Regions from separate parts of the Homo sapiens genome. Here regions 2, 3, 4, 5 and 6 are each linked to region 1. A link is a loop called in an ENCODE intact Hi-C map of the cell type or tissue named here. Cell type or tissue: heart left ventricle. All regions are shown on one strand.

The links. Hi-C counts contacts between places; a loop is a spot of excess contacts. Peaks named below come from ENCODE experiments on the same cell type or tissue, not always from the same donor. Only the 100,000 strongest peaks of a DNase experiment are listed, where the experiment ranks them.
Region 2: a loop joins it to region 1, with 6 times the contacts of the local background. A loop is called at or near these places in 64 of 110 quality-filtered maps.
Region 3: a loop joins it to region 1, with 2.1 times the contacts of the local background. A loop is called at or near these places in 3 of 110 quality-filtered maps.
Region 4: a loop joins it to region 1, with 15 times the contacts of the local background. A loop is called at or near these places in 67 of 110 quality-filtered maps.
Region 5: it touches region 1 in a loop (2.7-fold over the local background); 20 of 110 quality-filtered maps call a loop at or near these places.
Region 6: it touches region 1 in a loop (5-fold over the local background); 29 of 110 quality-filtered maps call a loop at or near these places.

What each region holds. Positions count from the first base shown.
Region 1 is chr5:52,914,044-52,918,043 of GRCh38, reverse strand. ITGA1 (integrin subunit alpha 1) reads right to left here. Exons shown (of 29, transcript NM_181501.2): 15 at 2,450-2,580. Among named protein-coding and RNA genes, the nearest start is that of ITGA2, 73 kb to the left of the region's middle. In heart left ventricle, a CTCF peak has its summit at 2,475 (motif pointing right); no DNase peak of the experiment used is centred here; H3K4me3 peaks cover 392 bases; H3K27ac peaks cover 861 bases.
Region 2 is chr5:52,700,311-52,704,310 of GRCh38, reverse strand. All of the region lies in intron 2 of PELO-AS1 (PELO antisense RNA 1), which reads left to right. Among named protein-coding and RNA genes, the nearest start is that of ITGA1, 86 kb to the left of the region's middle. In heart left ventricle, no CTCF peak of the experiment used is centred here; no DNase peak of the experiment used is centred here; H3K27ac peaks cover 477 bases.
Region 3 is chr5:52,862,876-52,866,875 of GRCh38, reverse strand. ITGA1 (integrin subunit alpha 1) reads right to left here. Exons shown (of 29, transcript NM_181501.2): 4 at 2,025-2,113; 5 at 1,794-1,905; 6 at 1,059-1,186. Among named protein-coding and RNA genes, the nearest start is that of PELO-AS1, 64 kb to the right of the region's middle. In heart left ventricle, no CTCF peak of the experiment used is centred here; no DNase peak of the experiment used is centred here; H3K27ac peaks cover 1,563 bases.
Region 4 is chr5:52,691,235-52,695,234 of GRCh38, reverse strand. All of the region lies in intron 2 of PELO-AS1 (PELO antisense RNA 1), which reads left to right. Among named protein-coding and RNA genes, the nearest start is that of ITGA1, 95 kb to the left of the region's middle. In heart left ventricle, CTCF peaks have their summits at 1,559 and 1,763 (motif pointing left); no DNase peak of the experiment used is centred here; H3K27ac peaks cover 1,876 bases.
Region 5 is chr5:52,799,178-52,803,177 of GRCh38, reverse strand. All of the region lies in intron 1 of ITGA1 (integrin subunit alpha 1), which reads right to left. It overlaps PELO (pelota mRNA surveillance and ribosome rescue factor), which reads right to left. Exons shown (of 3, transcript NM_015946.5): 2 at 2,058-3,293; 3 at 1-1,769. The coding sequence starts at 2,783. The coding sequence ends at 1,338. PELO-AS1 (PELO antisense RNA 1) reads left to right here and starts at 2,365. Exons shown (of 5, transcript NR_186455.1): 1 at 2,365-2,486. RefSeq lists enhancers at 1,855-2,554, 2,555-3,253. In heart left ventricle, a CTCF peak has its summit at 2,183; DNase peaks (open chromatin) are centred at 2,387, 3,127 and 3,577; H3K4me3 peaks cover 4,000 bases; H3K27ac peaks cover 3,307 bases.
Region 6 is chr5:52,663,309-52,667,308 of GRCh38, reverse strand. No RefSeq gene overlaps it. Among named protein-coding and RNA genes, the nearest start is that of ITGA1, 120 kb to the left of the region's middle. In heart left ventricle, a CTCF peak has its summit at 2,436; no DNase peak of the experiment used is centred here; H3K4me3 peaks cover 493 bases; H3K27ac peaks cover 1,203 bases.

The DNA.
Region 1 (4,000 bases):
CATGGAGAATATATGGATACTGAGGTCATTGTCTTAGATCCAAGCCGGAACAATTACTGCACATTTTTACCTGGTTTCTGCCTTGTGGCCAGAGCTAGCCCCTTATAACTGTGTATGTTGTGAATAATGAGGTCACTACTTATGCTTTTGCATTAAAAAAAGGTGGTTTTCTTTTTTCTGTTAAAACAATGGACTCATAGAAAATATAAACATCATAGAAATGCATAAAGAAAACACAAATAACTTGTTATACTACCACTCAGCAATAATCATCATTAACATTTAGTACACTCAGTGGTTTTTTCTTTACAGAAGAAAACATGCATACACGTACACACATGCATACATACATATATACAAAAGCACATCTTCATATGTATGCCTACAAATTTTTAAAACATTATATTACAATGAACAGCTTTCCAATATTTACATTTTTCTGAGAACATTATTTTTAATGGGATTTATTATTTTTAATGGAAGCAGACTATACCAGCATATGCACATACCATAATCTATGCATTCAATCCCATCTCATTGGATATTTAGCTTAATTTAAAAAAAAGGTTTCTGAGTATAGTGGTAAATTTAACATTATTAAAAGATGGTATTACATACAGTGCTGTGATGACACCTTTAATTGTACTTCTAGATTGTATCTTTACATTTTTAGGAAGTTAAATCCTTGGTAAAAAGTAGGAACATTGGAATGCTTTTAAACACTTATTGATAAAGACCTTCGAATGAGTTTTAGCCAGTTTACCCTTTCATCAGCAATGAATGAACATGCCTAGTTTCCTGCTTAGTAATATGGATTCTCCAGGCATGAAGCTGCCTCGACCATTGTCCACCCCACACATCCTCTCTGCCCCAGCCAGATCTTTCTTGGGAGTCAGTCCAGGTCTCATGACAAGACTCTCACTATTTGCTTCCAAACGTTTTTCCTATCATCTGTCACTTGTATCCACTCTCACTTCTTGTTAGGCATTGTGAATCTTAGTCTTCGTGTCCCAGTATATCGGTTTGGTCCATTCTGCTGTCAGTGGAGCCTGGACTATGATAGGGAAATGACTATCATTTTGGGCCATCAATGCCTTGATTTGGGGCAGGAGAGGCCATAAATAAGTTTGCAAAGCTTTGCAAGAAAGCCTTGAAACAAAACTGGAGCATAAAAACCCTGAAAACATATTTTTAATATGAGAATTAATACAATAAATATTTGTGAGCTAAAGGGAGCATAATAAACTAATTCAGGATTAACATTTCAAACAAAATTGAAGTATATCCATTGTCCCTGACACTGCTGACTTCTGGTTTTGAGCCTTGGCTTCTGGTGAGTCCTCCCCAAAGTCCCAGCCACTGTGCTGCCTAATATTCCCTTTTCTTAGGTATCACCCTTCAGTCTTCTTTCCCCTCTATTGTAAAGGTTTTTTTTTTAAATAGTGATTATTGTATGTGCACAATTTACTGTACCATTTTAATTTGACCATTAGTTCTTAAGCATTATCTTAAATTATAGCAAAGTCATCTATTTTCACCTCTCTATCTTCACCTTTCTTTTATACTTTATTACTCTTCTAGGTAGATTTTTGGGAAAAAGAGCATTGATGTATGTTTCCACCCGAATTACAGTAAACCAATGCATTAATTTAGGAGAATCAACATGCGGACTTCCCATAAAGTCACCTGGCATAAATAGATTTTATTTATGAAACCCTTCCTTTATATTTCTTAATGAAATTTATTATATATTTTTCAAAATTATCATGTGGATTTCTCATTAAGTTGATTCTTGACTTCCTAGTAATTTCTTTCAAACAGAACAGTTTTTGAAATAGGATATTTAGTTTTTGAGATAGGATATTTAGTAAGCAATAATTATTTTTGCCTACTAAATTATTATTTATTCATAATTAATAAAGCATTATGAATGTATGTATCTGAAAGAACTGGGCCAATTTGGGGATTTAGGCATTTTAAAGGCTGAGCGAAGATATTACTTAAGATGCCTCTAGGCTTGACCAACAATATAAACAGAGTCAGAGAGTGCTACGCGATTATCTGTTTCTATGTATCAGGTAAATGAATACAAAGTCGATTATCTCTAAAACCTTGTAAGCAACCAAATATTAGGGATATTTTCTTGTTTATATACATCCTCTATAAGATCTTCTCTTCCCCTATACCTCTCCTAAAACAGAATACCTATTTTAGTGTAAACCACATAATAGACACACCAAATTAAGAGTTCATTCTACTTGTTTCTTTCATATAGCTTCTTTGTTCTTAAGATGTATTGACTCTTCCAGCTCACTCAACTGAATAACTTGTATTTGCATAGTGGAACACAAAAGGAAATAGATATTTGGTATGACATGAGCTCCAATCACACTGGGAGCTCTGCAAGTGACCCAGTCTCAGATTAACAGGATGTTATTAAAATACATACCAGAAGAGGGCAGCACCACCAAGGCCCCCAATAGTCACATCTGTCAGACCGTCACCATTTAAATCCATTTCTCCGTGGATAGACTGGCCAAAAAATTTCAGTGTCTTACCATCCCCACCTGATGGAATACGCTGTGAGAATCCAAAAAAAAGAGTTTCATATGAGAAGAGTCTGTTCAAAACAGTTTCAAATAAATCTGAGAATTTAAATTGTTTAACAAAATAATCAGTTTTGTTAATTTGGGAATCCGCCCAAGAGGTCCCTCATGTGGAGATAAGAGGAAATACTCAGATGTTCCCAGAGGATATTGCTGTTTTTATAGTACAGACAAAATCATTACAAGGTCACTGACACCAGAGAGAGGGAAAAATTATATAGTGTCATTGTGTCTAATCCTCAAAGGAAACAGTATGAGTAATTGGTTCTGTGCTTTCTGCTTCCTAGCCAATCCCATCACACAGACATATCTAAAGGTACTGGAAATCTTGAAAACATATCATATCAGCAAAGGGGGGAGGGGAGTATAATATTGTCCTAGGGGTCAATTTGGAGTTCACTGAACTTTGTGGCTGGGTATAAATAACACATCCCATCAAATACATTTTCCAATATGTAATCTCTACTGTCTTTCAAAAATTGTCCTAAAAGTTGAGGGCACAAGAGACTCAATTCCACTCAGATGTATTCACAACGTTGAGATGGCACAAATGAGTATGTCTTGAAGACTGATCTGTGCACATTACCATACATAGTATGTTTGATATCTGTACTTCCTGACTTAGCATTGGTTCAAGCTTAAGCTAATGCTTTTAACAGAAGCCCATGGCAAGCAGTCAGGACTTACAAACCCTCCCTAAACTTCAAGTCTTCTGAGCCTCTTGTTTTCCACATAAATAACATAAAATAAGAAGCCTACTAAGGCAAACCAAATGGAAACATTTTTCATCCTTAAACAGGTGAGGCTCGTTTGAAAGTATTTCCCCCCCTTTTTTTTTTTGAGACGCTATCTCGGCTCACTGCAACCTTCACTTCCCAGGTTCAAGTGATTCTCCTGCCTCTGCCTCCCGAATAGCTGGGATTACAGGTGCGCGCCACCATGCCCGGCTAATTTTTTGTATTTTTAGTAGAGACGGGGTTTCACCATTGGCCAGGCTGGTCTCGAACTCCTGGCCTCATGATCCGCCTGCCTCGGCCTCCCAAAGTGCTGGGATTACAGGCATGAGCCACCGCACCCAGCAATCCTCCTCATTTTTTTAAGTGAAGAATTCAGGAGATATCTGACTCCTTGGTTCTATGGGCTTGATTGATTCTGGATTATCCCATACATAAGCAGCATCTCTGGTTCTCATGGAAATGAGTAAGCACATCTTCACCTATTCCTTGGAAAAACATTTTGCCAGTAATTAAACAAATCCAACTCTAATATTCTTTTTGTTGTTTTTGTTTAAAGTTGCATCTTGATTTACCACCATTTAGAAAACAAGTTGTTTATGACAAATCTATTTCATCTGACAATGATTTAGCTTTCCTTTTCTACTTCAAATGCTACCC
Region 2 (4,000 bases), 210 kb after region 1:
TTTATCGTTATTAACCTTGCTTTTCCAGAGTTATATTGTCCAGTATGATGGAGCAGGTACATCTGTGAATGTGTTGAACCACAGTTTCCAAAGCCTTTCTACATAGAGTATTAACCTATAGTTACATGAGATCAAATGATTAAGATGGAAACAGACCTCCTCAGATGTTCAAAATTATCATTGGTGTAGTCTTTTGATGATCAGTAGTTGAAAAAAAAATAACCCAAACCTCAGCCCATTGCAAATGTCAAGTAATAATTGTGGCAGAATACAAGCACCTGAATTCCGAGCACAAAGGAAGAAGCGTGTTGCCGATAGCATTATAAATGGCCATTCTCTACTTCAGCTGTCGACCGTGTAGCATATAATCACAGTGTATGCTCCAGTTCTGAAGCAGTCGCAACTTACCTGAAAAGTGTAGCTTTCTGACATTTTTCAAGATAAAAGAATAACAAGCAAAAATGAACATGAAAATATAAATTCATTTACTTTTAAGAATACTGTATGTTTTTGTATGTGACTAAATTAACATACTCAGAAGTATTTTTTTAAAACTCCCTTCCCCAGTATGTATTTTTTAATGTGTTTGGAAAATATAACACATGGTAATAATTTTAGAAGTTTGGCCACTTTAGCCCCTTACTTGACAGTCTGTCTCAGGCAGTTTGTGGAATGCCTTCTTTCACAGTTCCTCCATGACTTTCTCCTTGAGGGACCCAGTCATACATTAGGCAAAGGTGGAGAAGGAGGTTCCTTCTACCTTTAGTTATTTGCCACATTGATTAACTTTGGTGCCACAAATCCCTGTCATTAGGTAATCAGTAACAAGATACAATGATAATTTTAGAATAAAATACATGAATTCCATTTGAGTCACTTCTTTGGGTTAAGGTTATAAGAAGGCATTGTTAAAACACACATGTCTTACCCAGGCTGGATAAGCCATTGACACATTTGAATCCATTATAAAGATGGTTTGGGTGATTTTCTGATTGCTATCATGAAAAGCAGAAAAAAGGAACTAGAGGGCCTTGAATAAAATTCAGTACATTTTGTTATGAGATGAGAAGTAGTAGGAAGAAGGGAAAAGCTGCATTGTGAAGTGAGAGCCTTTGTGGGTTGTCTGAGAGAAAACCGGGAGCCCTGAACATGGAGAGGTTCACACTGAGTTGTTGGGAGAGGGCAGTGACATACTGAAGTCAGCTTATGACTGTGGTGTTTTTTGTAGAGCTGGCAGAGAAAGACAGGAAACTATTTTTACGCAACTAGCCAGTTTTAGCTGTGTTAATGGAAGAACTCTGTTTTTACTGTAATAATTAACAACAAAAATGACTTACATTATCTAACCTTTTAAAATTCATAAGATAGACTCAAAGTACCCTGAAGTGAATGTAGCCATGACTGTGGAAGGTAGTATTACACCCCACATTGGAGAATAAAATGAGGAATAAAGCAAGTTTAACAGTCCAAGTTTTATTAGCTAGGGGAAAAAATTGGCTTCTTATTTTTAAGTGTTCTTATATATTAAATTTTAAATTATTGTTAAGTAAAGCAAGTAGGAGAAGTACAGAATCCCACTGTGTAGAGGAAACTACTATTAATACATTAGTTGCATCTTTCTAGTTCTTTGAAAAATATTTTTTAAAAAATATTAAGTATGTATTTGGTATACATTTTTGGCCATGCATTTTAATCTATTATTATAACTTCTTTTTCCCATTTAACAACAATTTTTTTGTGTGTGTATACGAATTTTTTTGTTTGTTTGTTTGTTTTAAATCTCCTGCTAGTCACACCATTGGTGAGGGATGAATCCAGGTTATGGGATGGCTGAATACATGGCACCCAACCTGGACAGATGAGATTGGTAGCAGTTTACTGGTGTCCTAAACTCGGAGCCCAGGGTAGGAGGACACTGTGCCATGCAGGGCCACATGAAGGTTACAATCAAGAACGGTATAAGTAATAGGAACTGTGGGAGATGGACTTTGTAGTATTAAGAGGGAAGGTGTCCCCTGGTTCCCACAGGAGGATGTCATTGGCTTGCTTGTTTGAATAATTTTCTGCGGCTGGTGGGAAACTGAAAAGTTACTCAAGGCTAGGCAGAAACAACACCCAGCCTCCTCCCATCTTGATAAAGAGATTTAATAAGATAAAGAGATTGATAAAGAGGTTTGGATCTGGAACCTTATCACTGGAGGCAGAGTGGGGAGGATGACTTGTGGTTATGACATTTGAAGCCTTCCTGATTTCACCAGACATCAAGGTAGACATAATATTGGACCTTAATTTTAGACTTTACACCACATTTTTATGAAGATGTAATCTATCAATAAATTGAATTTTTGCAGGCATTGATAACATAATGTTCCAATTCTTATCTTTGGGTAAAAAGATTTATATGGTTTTAATATTAATATTTTCATATTCAATATTAGGGCCTCAAGAGAAAATATTGTCAAGAGAAATGAATTGTTTTATCTCTTGATACATATTTTCAAATGATGTTGAAACAAAATTTCTGACATTTAAGTTTAAACCTTTTTACTATACTATATTGCTTCTGCCAATGATTGTGACAATGAAATAATCTTAAAGAAACTACCTTTTCATTAAATCACTGTCCATAAAGTTTATGTGACAGCTTACTTTGTGATTATATTGGAATATAAGTGCTTTGATTCACCAGGTTGGGGTTGGCAGAGTGAAAATTAAGGCCAAACTTTACTCAACAAGAATGACATTTTAGTGAAACACTAGTACAATTCTTGAGAGAAAATAAATCAGAAGTTTCAGTCAAATCTCAACATAAATACAGGCCAAATCTCTTTTAAAATAAATTCTTGTTTACCTGAAACTGATCTCTTCTTAAATATTAATAACTAATAGTTTTATTTCAATTTATATTTCCTTGGAATTATACATATTGAATTTCAAAAGGGAAGGAAAAGTATGTTCTTAAACTCCAAAATATGAATAGATATATTATATATTAATACATACTTGAATTTACTTAAATTATTGAATATCATATATGCAAAATACAATTTAAGGCTTAGCTTTGAATATTGTAATAAAAACATATCAAAATAACTTTAAAAGAATTAGCAAAGCCATGTTAGCTCAGTAAAAATAAAATAAAGATTGAAAAAATATACAATGGCATTGTTGTAATGAAAAAGCTAAGTTAAATTCTTGTGATTATAAAAAAACATTTGCTTTTATTTAGTTTAAATCATTTAAATATGTACAGTCTATGAGAAAAGGAAGTACATACATTAAAAATAGCACTTAGTCTACTCCCAATGGAACTGAGTTATTTACATGATTATATTTCAATAATAATAATCATGTTAACATAATGCTTCCCATTCATTTTTTTAATGCTAAGTTAAACCCAACTGATGCTGATGAATACAGTACATTTAGTAAAAAGACTGAATTTAAGAATATTTTAAATTTAAAGTAGCTTTTACTTTTAAATAAAATGACTCTTCAGATATGATTGGGCTTTCAGTAACTTTAATACTTGAGACAAAACTTTTGGAAAGTACAAATAAATAAGTTAAATGTAGCAACAAATTTAAAAGTTACAGGTTTCATATTCTAATCCCAGGGATGAAACTTCAGGCTCTTAGGCCACATTCTACTGATTCAGAATTGAATGTTAAAGGAAACATAACAACTGAATATAATAGGTTGTCCAATAAATAATAGTATAGAACAACACATTAGAAGGTCTGTTATCTTGAAGTATGAGAATTGTTTTTCTCTGGGTTTGTTTATTTTTGAGTGTGGAGATCTTAAATCTGGGGTCTCCATCAGCAGGGGGAAACAGTTTTACACCCTTTTTGCATTCTTTATTGTTAAAGTATAAAACTTGATCTTCCAAATTATGGCCTTGCATTGTCAGAAAATAATTTTGAATTATTTTAAAAATATACTCTACAACTTGTAAATAAGACTTGTGAACATGCTACAAATAATTTTATTAAATGTC
Region 3 (4,000 bases), 51 kb after region 1:
TATTTGCCTGTTATCCATTATGTCTGCCCTGTATTTTAATATATATGCCCATATGAGTTTAATAAACATTAAATCAGTCAAATGTATTTAATTAAATGTAATTAAATTAAACTCAGTATCTAAAGTGGAAAAGCTGTGTGAGAAGTTCCACTTCATTTAGTGGCAATAAAGGAGATGTGTTTAGAAATAGATATTAATTGGGGGGATAAACAAACAACTATTTGATTTTATGCAGAGATAGCCAGGGGCATTTTCTTTTAACTTAGGGAAAAGAAATTATTAACAGAAAGGACAACAGGCTTTAAGTAGTATCCTCTGGTCAGTTACTAACTTATTTGTATAATATGAGAGGAGAGATTATAATGTGATGGGTTGTTTGGGATGTCAGATTAGTTTTTACAAACTCTGACACCCGGCTCTGACATTACCAAAAGTGGCTATATCCATTTTAAGTAAAAATTAAACTATGAGTTTATAGAACTCTATAGGAGTTATTTTTCAAGTGCATTAAAAATGGCAGCTTTCATAATATTTTCTGTTTAGAAAATAACACAGCCTAGGTTGGGCACAGTGGCTCACGCCTGTAATACCAATGCTTTGAGAGGCAGAGACAGGTGTATCAACCAGAGGCTAGGAGTTTGAGACCAGCCTGGCCAACATGATGAAACCCCATCTCTATTACAAATTTAAAAAATTAGCCAGGTGTGATGGCGCATGCCTGTAATTCCAGCTTCTGGAGAGGCTGAGAAATATGAATTGCTTGAGCCTGGGAGGTGAAGGTTGCAGTGAGCTGAGATTGCACCACTGCACTCCAGCCTGGGCAACAGAGTGAGACTCTGTCTAAAAAAGAAAAAGAAAAAAGAAAAAAGAAAAAAATAGAAAATAACACAGCTTAAAGTAATGTCCTTTTTATCAGAAATAAGAACAGGAAATGGATATAAAATTCATTCTCAACTTTAGTTTTATTGATTAATTTGCTTTCAGAATATTTGGTTTTATTAAAAATTTGTGCATTTTTATCTTTAGAACAACAGAAATCAAAACACAAAGTCACATACCTGTGTCTGTTTAGGACCAATATCCATTCTTTCAAGAAGGTCATTTAAAAAAGCTGTAACACTGTCCCATGGGTAAATACTGTTGGAACCATCCAGCACTATGACTATGTCCAGTTGAGTGCTGCATTCTGCAATAAAAGGAGTCAATTGTCAAATTTGGAATCTATTTTTTTCAGAGGCATATGAAGTGCTTTCATGGCTGAAAGAAGTTCATTTTAAAAGATGAACTGATGTTCTCCAAAGTAGACACATTGTTTTAGCAATAAAAAATAGTTTTCGAAAAAGTAAAGATGATAAAAATATTCATTGCTTTCAATAACAATTGGTGTGGGATAAAATTCATACCTACTGAATTTTAATTAGTATTGTATGAGAGTTATCTTTGCAAATTTTCTCAATATGAATTTTATATAAGTTTTTATAAAACAGTTTTTGAGCATATCTCAAATGAAGTTACTTCTTTCTTCAAAGAGACTCATTCTTTAAATATAAGCAGCATGACAGCTTTATCTATGATGTTTAAAAATGACTTTGTAAAGTTATTTACACTAATATCAATTCCAAAAATAGCAGTCAGATTTTGTTATATACTGGCAAAGCAAACATTTACCTAAATTGGTAATGCTGGTAGCTAAGAAAATACTTTAAGCTTTTTGGTATGTTCCTTTGTATACATACGTCTCATTCATTGCATAGGCTTTTCAAACATGCAAGAACATTGCATAAAATCTGTACCTTGTACAGGGGCAATGGAATTCACGACTTGAAATGTGGGGCTGACGTCAGAACAGATTCCAGTTGTGTAATGCAAATGTCCACATCTATAGGCATATAAGGGCCCACAAGCCTTTAAAAAATTGTTTTAAAATTAGAAATCATTAGACTGAAAATTATATAACAGATCTTACAAAGACTTAAAATGATAGCATATCTGTTGTCAATAAATATCATTCTCTCCATTCTTACCAGAAATCCTCCATTTGGGTTGGTGACTAAAGTTGATCCAAATGTCATGTTCTCCTTTACTTCTGTGACATTGGGAATTGATGTATTAACTAAAAATAGAACAAAATTTTATGAGGGAGGAAAAGTTTCACAAAGTGAAATTTTAAGCATCTCTCATTAAGACATTCTATTTGTTTTGCTCATATCATAGCACATTCTTCTTTTGGTTCAACTAATTAGTCTTCCAAGTCTTCTTAAGGAATATAATGAACAAGCTAAGGCTGAAGAGTTGGCTCATGTCCCAGAAACTATTTCAGATAGTTTTGCTGAACTGTGAAAGAATGCAGAACTAGCAGGGCAATGAGAATGTGGGATTGCTTTTTGCACGTTCTTGCTAATTAAAGCAAAGTTTTTAATCTCATAATACTGTAGATATAATGTAATCTTATAACTTTGTTATAAATGACCAGTGATGAAACACGATTTTTGGCAAGAAAAGGGGAAATGGGTAGAAGATCAGAAAAGAAAACTCAAACACCAGTTTTTTGACCATGACTTCCAAAATCATGAGGACATCCTTTGGGTGACAAAGGAAACTAGAGGAATATTAGAGCAGTGTCCAGAAAGTTTTGATAAAGGAAACACAGTAAAGAGACTGCATTTGACATTCTGAAGGGAATGTTGGGTCCTGAAGCATGAAGCATGCCAGCCTAACAATATTGGCAAGAAGTTTCACTTTCTCACACTAAAAAAGAAAAAAAGACTGGACAGGAAAAACAAGAACTTCTAAATCTGCTTAGTAGAGTGGAATATTAGAAAGAGGCAAAATTCAGGTTGAGAAAGATTTGTCTCACTGTTTGTTCCAGAGGTTGTTTTCATGTTAAGACTGTATGTGGATTTAAAGTGGGGAATGGAAGCAGAGATTCTGGAATGGTCAGTTAGACTTCCTGATCTGCGCAATGGCCTTTGTCCAAGAGTTTAGTCTGGTTTGCTTTGAAAGCACCTAGAGCTGGGCGATTGTATGCATTGATCTTGTATAATCTGGATTAGAGTTTTATATACAAAGCTTGACCCAGAAAAAGCATTCCTGGGACAATTAGGGACTACAGTGGAAACTTCCCTACTGTACTTGATGTGGCTAAAATCTCTAGCCTAATTTTAAAACTATTCCAATTTCCAGTAAGGGAGGAGTAACTCCTAACAAAACAGCTCCTCTGCAAATCACAACTATAAATTCTAGGAAGAATTAAAAAAAATACATGAAACAATCACCTGAAGGCACTAGAAAGGTGGCAGAAAATGGAGGGGAATCCATACTTGGAAGAAGATACTGGCACTAAATGAGTTTTGTGCTTTTGTGTTTTGTTTTGTTTTTGTCCCCCACCCCTAACCCACCCCCAACCTAGGGAAGGCCCTGGTCAGTGGCTAAAACTCAAATAGAACTCCTAGTCTTACTGTACTGAATAAAAAGAGAACAGAGATTGAGGGCAATGACAGCAGCTGCAAAATGAGGAGGAGAGTAGTATATCTTAGAAAAAGAGCCACAAAACAACAGTTCTATAATATGCATATATATTTTATCCAAATAACTAGATGACTTGAATAGTAAATGCGCAGAGTATATTTCAAATAGCCCAGCTGAAATAAAACCTGAATAGAGATTTTAACTACTTGTCATTGCAAGAAAGTCAATGCTTGGAAATTGAGTTGAGCCAAGTAAATTTCCTGCTAATAAAAAAAGTTAAGACTATTCACAGGCATATAACAGAATCTAGAATCTCCACACCTGTAATTCAAAAATATAATCCAGGTTATGATCCAAAATTACAAGACAAGACAGGAAAATGTGATGCAACCTCAAGGAAAGGTAATAAATGGAAAGTGATGTTGAGATATTCCAGATGTTGGAATTATCAGGCAAGGATATTAAAGCAGCTATTATAAGTATGCTTATGCATGTAAAGAAAAAAAGTTCATAAAAACAAACAAATAGAAAA
Region 4 (4,000 bases), 220 kb after region 1:
AACCTGCAAATCTTCTTCGAGAACATTTTGCCTCATCAAGCAGTCATAAATTTGTGTCTTTTAATATGTTCTGTCTGGTTATCTTTATCAATTTTACTTTATTACAGCCTTTCTGGTAGTTATTGCATCCACCTCGGCGAATGAGGGCTGAAAAGTGTTCCACATGAAATATTCATTGGGTTTATAGCTTTAACCTTTAAAGTAAAAGCCGAAGTAAAAAACTTGAATAAAAAGAGTTTTAGTGTCCATTTTATGTCTGTGAGAGCCTAGTGAAAGGAGAAAGGGAGAGGAAGCTAACAGGGAGGAACGGTATGGAAAAATCTTGAAGCAAAGACAACTTTTAAATGGCAAGTCTAAGGATATGGGGGAAAAAAAGTGAAAGAGACAAAAGAATCTGAAGAATTGAAAATTGTTAGGATGAAGCCAAGATGTGACTTCAGCGGTCCAGTGTGGGAAATTGCTGTTAAAGGAAATGGAGAGTTTCAAGGACTTTTGTCTGAGTTGGGGAGAGTAGCCCCTTGGCTTCATTCCCCAGGAAGCATGGCAGTTATGAGAAGAACCTGGCAAGGAAGGCCTCAAGAAGGGCAGGATTCACTTGAATTAGCAGGATAATTATAGTAAAGTAGAAGATGCCTCCGTGGAGTATCTGCTCTGTACCACACACTTCACATAAGTTACTTAGTTTACTTCTCACAAACAGGCATCGTTTACCCCATTCTACAAATATGGAAACCAAGACTTTTAAGTGACTTGTCCAGGGTAATAATGTCAAGCAGAGAAATTGAGATACATCTCTCTTCAGAGCCCAGGTTGCTGCTCCCCACCTAACCTCCCAATGGAATCTTCCACTGTTTGACATGTAAAGCAGTTGGCAGTGACCACCCTCCCCTCACACCACTCCCCTGCTGCCAGTTTTGAATTAGAAGCAAGCAAAGTGCTCCAGAAAAAGGCACTCTAAGTGGGTTACATAAAATGCAATAAGCAAGCTACAGCCTAGTATCTATCAGTTCAAGAAGAAAGAAAATGCCAAGGCAAAAGTGAACTTTTTTCTGAGGTCATTTAGGCTTTGACACAATGGGTTACTCTAAACAGTAGTTCTCAGCATTTTCAACCTTGGCTTCACATTGGAAATCCTGGGGAGCTTTAAAAAAATCCTCATGCCTGGGTTCTACCCTAGAGACTCTGAATTTACTGGTCTGGGAATGTTTTCCTTCGGAAGTTTTCATTGGAACTCCCCCAGGTGCTTATAATATGTGGCAAATTCAAGAACCATTGCTCTACAAGTTGAATCAAATAATGAGGCATGTCCACTCCAGCCTCCAAACAAATGGCATTCATCTTTGCATCCCCCTGTTAGTCTAGTGTCTCATGTACAATAGATGCTTAATTATGCTATGCATAATAGATGCTTAATAAATGTTTGGAGAATTAACTTGATGAACAGCAGAAGACATATATGTATAGCTCTGGTCTTTTGTTATCTGGGTATCCCCTTCGTGCCTTCAAATCTTCAATATTCATGGGTAAGTTTTATGTGTCTTTCTAGCACAAATAAGCCTCAGCAGAGCTGGGTAGCCATAACTTTCTCAGTCAAAAGATATTTGTGTTGTTTCATCTGTTGTTAGTGTACTCCTTTTGTGTACAACACTGATGCTAAAAACACTATGGGATTCCCCAAAAATCTTCTCTGCTTCCCTGTGGAAAGCACCACACCTCAGTCAAATACTAATTCCTTCAGGGAAGCTGACCTCTGGTGGCCAGACAGGCAGCACAGTGTGGCTGTTAAGAGCATGGACCTGAAATCAAGACATCTTGAATTCAAACCTAAGCTCTGTTGTTTATTGCATACCTGTGTAACTCAATTTCCTCATTTGTACCATAACTTGAGAGGGGACTCATACCTACTTTACAGCAATGTGGTGAGGTTCAAATGAGTTTGTGTATGTGAAGAACCTGGTACCTGGTTAGTGCCATAAAATTGTGTACCACTATTACAGGGAGAATGCTTTTATTAAAATGAATTTCTGAAATTGTCTATAAGCATCAACAATTTAGAAGAGAACATTTTTTAGCAGATGTTAACTACCTGGTAGAATTTACAGGAATATGCTACAGAGGTTTTCAGGTGTTGCTCAGAAGGGGCATGGGATGGGCGGTAGGGATGGCTTTGGTGCCACTATTTGCTCTTTGCCTGGTCTAGTGTACATTGAAGCCAGTGAGGTTTCACTGTACTCAATATATGGCCAAGATCCATGTGAATAAAACACACAATGTCTTATTATGATATCAGGAGTAATACAAAAGGCTGGACATGTTATTCATTCTTTGGTCACTTGTTTCTTCTGTTATTCTCTTGCTTCCAAACAGAATAGGCAGCAAGGGCAGTAGACACAGCTTGTGCAGAAAAGTTGGTTGATTGTGCAACGGTTTTGAAGATCCTTACATTTCAGCTCTATTTCCTCAGGCAAGAGGATGAGTTGGGCTTTTAAAGGAGGAAGAATGGGAACAGACACATGTGTGCAAAGTATGTCAGGTGTGAAATCTATAATTCAGAAAAGCATCTAGGTTTGACTTCACAAAAACTTACTTGAATAGGAGAAAAGGATAATAAAAGCCAGGTTGCTGAAAGGTAATCTAAGGGGATAGAAATTATTTATAAGTGATATTGAACTTTAAAAGTTATACAACAAACCTTAATCTAAACAGCAAGTTACCTCTAATTGGGGTCCTGTTAGAAATCAGAATGAAACCATGTAAAGCTAATGTCTCACTTTATTTGGACTCTCAAGGAGATAATACATCAAATGATAGAATCTGAGGGTTGAGGATAGTTTATTTTGTGTTTCCAAGTGTGATTTTTCTGGATTTCAAAATGACTGCCTTGATATTTATTTTTTCTCCTGGGAAAGAAGGGAAAAAGCCTCTACTGCATTCCCACTGTCTAGAATATTAGCTGTTAAAATTCCTATTGGCTGACCTCATGAAAGAGGACACTGCATTTGACCAGCTCAGCTTTTATTCCCCCTTTCTCACTGTAGATGTTACTGTACAACACACTGAATATTGGATCAGTCTTTGAGAAGCACTGTAACATGACCTGCACAAAGAGACAAGTAATTCTATACTATTTTCTTCCAAGCTCAAGTTGGCACAGATAAAATTCCTGTGCATTAATTTATAATTAAAACTTGTGCCTTTCTAGAAAATGCCTCATCTCTGCTTGGCTTAAAAAAAAAAAATCAATCTGCTGTTTTTCCAAAAAAGTAGAGATAATTTAACATGTCATTTTTCATGCAATTAGTTTATTGGCTACTTTACAAGAACCAAACAAGTCTAAGAAAATCAGTCATTGTAGTTTGTGTTCATGAGTGACAACCTGGTGCTTGGGAGAGCCTAGAGCATGATTAAGGGCTTAGGAGAGAAAACCAAAGGTTTTTCTTTGTTAAAGAAACAAATAGACAACTTCTCTTTGCACCTCTAACTGACTTAAAATTGCTAATTGTTTTCGTCTGTGTGTTTTTGTAGACCACACTCAGGATTCAGCTGCGTCCTTCTGAATGTGAAAAGGAAGACCTGACACAAAGGGATACAAAATATCAATACCTTCCATTCTCCCTGTGTCTCAGTCCCCTGAATCACCAAGGGGCGATTAGATTCGAGATGGCTTGAAATATGTTGACTGAGACACTAATGTGGAATTAGTAGGCCTGGAAAAGAAGAAATAGATCTGCAGAAAAACATGCAATTCTGGATTAGTAAGCAGCTTAGAAATATTTATTCAGTGCTTACTAGTCACAAACAGAAGCTATATGTAACTGGAGTGGAAACTTCGCACATTTCCAGCAAGTGGACAGGATTTAACTTAGTGACCCCAGTCTGCAGAGGGCAGCTGACCTCAATATTTAATCATAGCTCACTGGACACAACAATGAAATTCTAAGTAGTAAAAGAGGTACAACCAAAAAATGAAAAGAGCTTACTCACCTACATGAAGGCTGAG
Region 5 (4,000 bases), 110 kb after region 1:
AAATCCCCAAGTCTGTCACACCAGGAGGAAGGCCCACAGACACAGGAAAGACCGGCGAAAGTTTAGTTAGTATCACTACTTGAAATAGGCGTCGCTGATCCAGCAGTTAAAAACTGTATCATCACTATTAGATCGTTCCTAATTATTTTGCTAAATTGAGGTTTGCAAAAGGTCAAGAAGCAATTCCATTACTGAGGCTCCTTCCTTAACTTTTAGGAATGTGCACCAAAAATAATAAAAATAATATTTTAAACTCAGAGGTATTTGCACAATTCCATAATTATAGTAAAGAGTATCAGAGTTTAAGTCAATGATAGTAAAGAGTATTGGAGTTTAAGTCAACTGCCACATACTAGTCATGTGACTTAAACTTTAGAACAGGCTTCTTCACAACTAAAATAGTCCAATAAAAATGTGCAAACCCAAATTAATGCCACATACAAATATAAAACAGAATTAAGTATAACTTTGACAAGCAAAAAAATAAATAAATAATATAGCATGTTTTGGCGCAAAGAACTAAAGTCCAGACTGGGAATGACTTCCAGCTTTGCCACTAATTAGCCACATAACAAGCAAATCACATACTTTAATCTCATTTTAAAAATAAAGATGCCTCAAGGAGATTATTTTGACAATCCCTAGCAGATCAAAGTTCTAAAAAGCTAAAAATAACTGATTTAAGTTACCCTCTAAATCAAATATGACTAATGCTAACAACAACAAACCAAAACCAAGAATTTCCTTTTAACATGATTGGTTTAACAAGCCTTTGAAGAAAAATATTTAAAACTTGTCTTCAAGTCTACTAATTGTACGGCAATCATTTAAAATAGTAAAACTATTTAAATCTAAAAAAAATGTAGTGTGTGGAGGTGGGGAGAAAAGGGATCATTAAATGCAATGCAAGAACACCAAGCAGAATTAAAATAAAGAAATAATGTAAACAGGATAAGATAGCAAAAGCTTTTTCTAAGGAAAACTGTTTCAAAGCATGCAGTGTGAAATTTTGCAATCTATCCCAAACAATATACTGCATAGGCATCGTCTTTAAATACACACATTTTCTGTTTCCAAGTACTACAGATAACTCATAATTCCTATAAAAAATTACACAATTTAATCAAGATGGTAGTACGTGGAGATTATTTCCTTTTAGTTTATTGTTTAAATACATGTCTTGCCAATCACAAAATATCTAGTGTAGCCAAAGACATAAGAAATCCCTGTATGAATCAAAAAGTGCCATTCTTGCAGCTTTCTGTCACAAGGATGCTGAGAAATGTACTGTAACAGTTTAGGAAACACAAGATTGTCTCAATTTTAAGTTTCAATCATTAATCCTCTTCAGAACTGGAATCACCCTCTTGGTCAGAAAGTTCGGGAACAGGGAAGCGGAGAATGGCAGCTACCCCAGTCAACTGGCTGAGCTGTTCCCCAGAAACGTGAAGACTAGAGAATATCCTAACGGTGCCTGCATTCTCTTTCACACTGTCCACCAGCCTCACATACCGGCTCCGTGTGGCTACATCCTGATGCCTGAAGAGCTCATCGCTGATGAGCAATGTGTCAATTGCCATGGCTTCATTGGCCTTCTCCACCTGCTTGAGTCCATAGAAAGCTCGATCCGGTTCATGCTGTAACATTTTATAGAAGTCATCCAAGGCTTTGACTTCCCCAGCAGCTTTAGTGTCTGAAAGGCGGCTAGCCACAGTAGGGTCACAAAGGGCCTCTTTCAGGGAGTACTTGTGTCCGGAGGAGGCATGTACCTAGAATCACAATTACAAAAGTTAGGCAAAATAATCTCCTAGAACACCCATTAATCAGCTCACAAAGGCTTAAAGCCAAAAGCGCTAGTAAGGCTTCATATGTTTCAGCGAAGTTTACTCCATAAATTTGCTAGACATTTAACATTCTCTTTTTATTTCATTATCTCATGAAAATCCCAGCTAAGTAAAGACTTTCTCTTCTTATTTTTCCCAGTTCTAAAACTTTAGGAGTAGTTTATACCAATCCCTCTGCCCATTCTTAATTATCCCTGGGTAAGATTGTTTTACCTGAAGAAATTTGGACCGGTTTTCCAGGAGCAGTTTGTTGTCGGTCTTCACTGCTTGTTGAAACAGGTAGTCGCAGAACTGCTCCCTCACAAATCCTGGGCTGGCCACCAGGATGCACTTTACAACATCAAAGTGTATGTGGCGCTGGATAGCCTGGACCACCTGTTCATAGAACCGCTCCAAGGCCCGGTCATGCTGAGAGCAATTGCCTTTCCTTTTCCTAGGGATGTTCACCTCCACCTTGGCCCGAGTGAGGGTCATGCTGGGAGTGACTAAGCAGATATGGGCGAGGCCTTCCTGCATGACCACAGCCGCCACATCAGCGCTCCAGGCTGGGTCACAGGCCTGCTCGATGCGCTCCAGTACCACACTATCCCACTGCTTCTTGGCCAGGGTGAACTGGCGGTTGGGCTCCAGCTCGATGGTGTGGTAAGCCCCCATCTTGACATACTCATTCTCTTGGATGTTGGTCCCCTTAACCCGCAGCTGGCAGGCTTGAGAGTCGAAGTCGATGGCCTCCACGCAGAGAGTGAGGGTAGTGCGGACCCGGTTGCTGCCCACGCTGCCCGTGGAGGACTCTGTCTGTACCTTGCGGATGGTGGAGGCGCGCAGGCTGTCGCCCACCTGCACGAGGTTGTAAGTGTGCCACATGTCCTCAGGCTCCTCGGGGACCAGGGTCACCTGGCCCGCATTGTCCTTCTCGATGTTCTTCCTCACGAGCTTCATGGCCAAGGAAGGGGCTCACTGACAGAACCAAAGGAACCAAGGAGGTCCTCACCTCCGCCCCGGGAGAGGGGATGGGAATGCAGGCCAGGAAGGGGGCGGGGCCCGGTTTCTAAGGGCACTTGCCTGGCGGGAAGGAAACACGCTTGCTTCGACTCATGCAGCCTAGGGCAGCACTTCCTCTATCCTTTCCTCTCTCAGTCTCCCGGCGCGCTGCGTCTAACAGGCTCGGGGAACACTGCAGCGAAAATCTACCCCTACACAGTTCCCGCTGGCAGCACGCAACAGCGGGCTGACGAAATGAAGGCGCATGCGCAGCCCCCGTCCCGCGACCCGACGCACGTCTCCCGTCCCCAAAGGAGAGGCGGGGCCGCAGTTCGCGCGTGCGCAGGCGCACTAAGCTGTGAGGCGCTCCGGACGAATGAACTCCCTCAAGAAGGTGCACAGAGTGGTGGCGAGTCCTTTATTTTAATGCCAAACTTCAACTTCCTAAGTTTTCTCTTCCATCCCTGTCTGTGAAGAATCCGGGGAGTGTGTGAGTGCAAATACTAGTTTTACCTGCCTGCGGCTGCCACTGCAACGCTTCCCTCTGGGTAAATCCAATTTCAAAGCTTAGCAGTAAAAGTAGCTCTCAGAAGTGCAGATTTGGCCCCAACGGCCCAAACTATGCTCGTTTTTGCTCTTGCCTTATCCGCACTCGGACGCTACAAGCCTGTTGGAGCTGGTATTTAGAAGCGGTTTCTGAGAACTACTGGTCACGTTCTGTCTGGGCTCCCAGCAACGTGTCCAGCTGTTTTCTGCGCCTAGTTACCGTGTCTGCACGATCTGATTCACCCAGATGTTAAAGCGCTGGTCCCAAGAGAGAAGAAACTATGTGTGGAATTTACCCCTGGGTGGACCTCTCAGTTGCTTGACCTGATGTCCTGGGAATCCTAGGCTCCAAAGTTGGCAGCCTCAGCTTTCCGCAGCCCAGTAGCCTGTGAAATGTTTAGGTTGGGGGTTGGGTCGCAAGAGCTTAGGGCCAGATCTTCACTGCCAAAGCTAAGCTAAAAGCCGAGGCTATGGGAAGTGGGGAAAAACTATTAACTAGGACTGACCCTGATTGAATAGCTACATAATTTAAAGAAAATCCTTAAGTTACTTAGCATTCTTTATTAGGAAGTGGAAATGGAGAAGTGGGATTGCCTCTTTAAGAGACCGATGAATAGAAAAAACAAAAG
Region 6 (4,000 bases), 250 kb after region 1:
GGAAGCCATTAAGAGTTTTAAGTAGAGAGTAACTGTTCTAGATGTGCTTTTCTGAAAGTCCTCTTTGGTAGGAGAATGGAAGGATTCAAAATGGGAAGCAGCAGAGGTAACTTAAAATTTTGATGGAATACAATAGGCATAGAGATATCATCTTAATGCAGGGGCAGAGAGGAAGAGGAGAAAGAACCCAAGGAATGAATGACTGGTAAGTGAATGGAAATGGAGTTAATGAAGAAAACATACAATGAAGATAAAATGCTTTGGCAGGAAAAGATGTACTCATTCATTCCTTAAAGCTTTGGACTGGCTGAACTTGTGGAGCCTCTAGACCTTCCAGGTATCCACGAGGCAGCTAAACATAGAAATATGATTGCAGGAGAGCAGTCTGAGCTGGAGGTGTAATTTGGGGTTCATCAGATTTTAGATTAAAATACAAACATGGCTGTGGGAAAACGATGCAGGGAGAAGCTGGCCTAAAGTCTTTCTGTGACGTGATTTGTCATTGTGTGTGTGTGTGTTGAAAAGAAAAATATTTATGCTTGAAGGAAACTAATTTCATCTCGTTTGCTCTAGGTAATATAGAAAAAGATTGTCTTTCTTCAAAACTCTTCCTTCCTTTTTTATATAGCTTAGAGCAAGAAAGATGAAATTAGTTTCCTTCAAGTATGAATATTGTTCTTTTCAGCACATACACAGACACACACACACACACAGCATTTTAGAGAGACCATAATATCTGTTCTTTTCTAATTACTAGTTGAAATGACAGATAATTTGTGTTAGTGTCTGAAGAATAATGTATTTAAAATGCAATGAGAGGAGACATTTTTGATAAAAGTAGAACACAATCTTTTGGTTCCTTACTTCCATTTGTGATTCTGTAAAACAGGTCATAGGCTCAAACTTTTTTCTTATATATTGTTTAGGAGATCAAGTCTTTCTGGAGACAGAAATAAAAATAAAGATGGTTATAGTCTTTCCAGGACTTATTTACTGAGTTTTTTTTTCTAATGTAGAGAAAAAAATATATTGGCTCATCCTTGCAAATGTTTTCAAAAATCCTTAAGCTGAGAAAATATTTTGCATAATATTCCATCATATTGTATACTTCATATACTTAAGCCCCCAACTGTGGTACTGACTATTCATTCTTATAAAGTTTAGTACCTTCACTTTTGTTGATATCAATCAAGGCTAATTTGCTTCATTTTATTCTTATTTTACTTCAGTTCATAATTGCAACATAATCTTATGAGCTATTTGGCTTCTCCTGAGAGTGACCGTATTACCTAAGTGTATGTGCACTCTCCCATCTTTGTCTATCTTTTTCTTTTCTTCTTTTGTACTAAATCTGGGGAAACATTTAGTGATTTGTTGAGATACAAGATAACCAACTCGATAAATTCGAGTTTCACTTTGAGTTCTGGGAAAAAGGAAGCAGAATATTTTTTTCAGAAGGGCCATTGGCCCTGGAATTCTTCCCCTTGATTAGTTGCCAGAGGCTGGGCTGCTGATCTCAGAGTCACAGAGGAAGACCCATCTGTTTTCTCAGGCTTCTCTTCTTAGGGAGAGATGTGAAGGAAGCTCTGTGAAATCTCCAGGGACTGGCTGAAATTCTTGAGACAAGTTTATAGTTTAGCTCTGTGAAGAATCATCCATGACTATTAAGATGAGCCATTTTATTCTGCTCAAATATTCTTACAGAACATTTTATCAGTTCAAGAGTTAATTAAAAAAAAACCAATATAATATTCTCTTCTTTTTAATGTCAGTTCTATAATTCAGCTACAAATTTTACAGCAACACTTATTCCCAATAATAAAGGCTAGAAATTATTAACAAACACACATATTAACATATATTATTTTTATCTCTGACAACTTAAAAGGGATTTTTATATTAATGGCTATCATTGTATTAGTAATGTACTCACTTTGCTATGTAATTTATAAATTTCTATATATTAATATTTCTTTATCATTGACTATTAATAAAATAATACATTCAGGCATTGTATTTTTAAAAACATTTTTTAAACAATGAAGTTTATCTAATTGTATTTCATCTTGTACCACATAATAATCATGTTTCTATAATTTGCTCTTATCAGTTTTTTTTTTTTTAAGATGGAGTTTCACTCTTGTTGCCCAGGCTGGAGGGCAATGGCACTATCTCATCTCACTGCAACCTCCGCCTCCCGGGTTCAAGTGATTCTCCTGCCTCAGCCCCCCGAGTAGCTGAAATTACAGGCATGTGCTACCACGCCCGGCTAATTTTTGTATTTTTAGTAGAGATGGGGTTTTGCCATGTTGGCCAGGCTGGTCATGAACTCCTGACCTTAGGTGATCTATCTGCCAGGGCCTCCCATCTTATCAGGTTTTAGAATCCATTACCTCACCAGTTGAAACTCAAATTAAGTTATCCTGCTATCTTGTGGTTGCAACTGGAAATAGCAAATGTTGTATTTAGGAGTTAGAATTAAAGCTTAGCTGTTGAGATAGAACAACAACAAAAAAATCAGATCCTTGAGAGAGAGCTAAAGTACGCTGAGAGAACACTTGCTTTTAATCAAGATTTCAATAGTGAGTGATCAAATCGCTTTCCTTCAGTGCCCATGGAGACACTGGGAAGAAGTCAGTCACACTGAAAGGCCACTAGAGATAGATTTGGAGCCAGAGAGCAGCTCAGCAGTAATGATTAAAATTATCCCTTAGTGGTCCTAAAGACTTAAAGCTCCTACTAATTTTTTTTTTTCAAGAAAGTCAGACTCTGACAAATTGGGCCAAATGATTTTCTAATAGAAAATTAATTCACTGCAGATTTACTACATTTCCTTTTCTTTTTCTGACTCAATCCAGGGTTGGAGTCAAACTCTCAAGGAAGTAGCCTCACAAGGATGACAGAACTCCAGTCTGGGGTCTGTTTTCCAATGCAGCTTTTTTATTTTGGGTTCCAGCAGTGATTCCTGTTAGAAAGAGAGAAATGTGCAAATTTCAGTGTTCCCAGAGGTCTGCACTTTTGCTGGTTCCCTTGTCCTCATTCTCAAGCACAGTGAGACCATTCTTGGGGTAGCTTCCATATTCAGTCTGAGAAGATGAAGAGGACTTATCTCCACACCTCTGCTCTCTTTCCCCAGTGACAGCACCTTGTAAGAGGCTATGGGGCCACATCATGTTGCTAATATACATTCTTCAAGCAGTGAACTTCCCATTTTGTGGAGGAAAGATTGGCTCCTATTTATAGTCTTCATTTTCACCCTAAACCCCTAAATCCAAAAACTATGTATAGGAAATCTCATTTTATAGAAACTCTGAAGAATGTCCCAGTAGTCAATAAATAACTTTTAATTACACAGTGTTAACTGCAGAGTGAGTACTAGAACAAAGTCTTTCTGAGTTAAACTGAACGTCTTTAATTTCTTAGATACCTTGTGTTTGATCTATGTCATTTATGCCTCAGCTTTAATTATTAAACCTTTATTCACTAAATCCCACTATAATGTAATCAACGAATAGATGCACATCTGCTCAGTTCTACCACCACCGTTTAAAAACATTTTTCCCTTTACAAAGCCCTGTATTTCCTCTGGCTGATGCTGCAAGTATTAATGGTGGCCAAGAGGCTTCTGTCACTTAATGAGTAGCAGGTGTTGTCAGAATAACTTATTATTTATCACTTCCTCACCCAGGATATTGTTCTAGGCTTGTAAGACATTTATGCACTTCTCCATCAATGGCCTCTTTATTTCTAACCGAGTGTTTTTGTGTCTGAAATGAACATTACACTTCACACTAAACTTTGACATTCGCTACCTCAGAGACTACCTTCACCTACTGGGGACAGTAATGGAGGTCAGCTGGAGCAACTCTACTAATGTTTCCCAGATTCGGTGATTATTTGAGGTCATGGGGTAAGGTAGTTGGTGGAAAGGACGGCGTACGGAGGAAGGAGATCACCATATTTTGATATAGCTTTTATTTATGGTCTTCACTGTGTGATT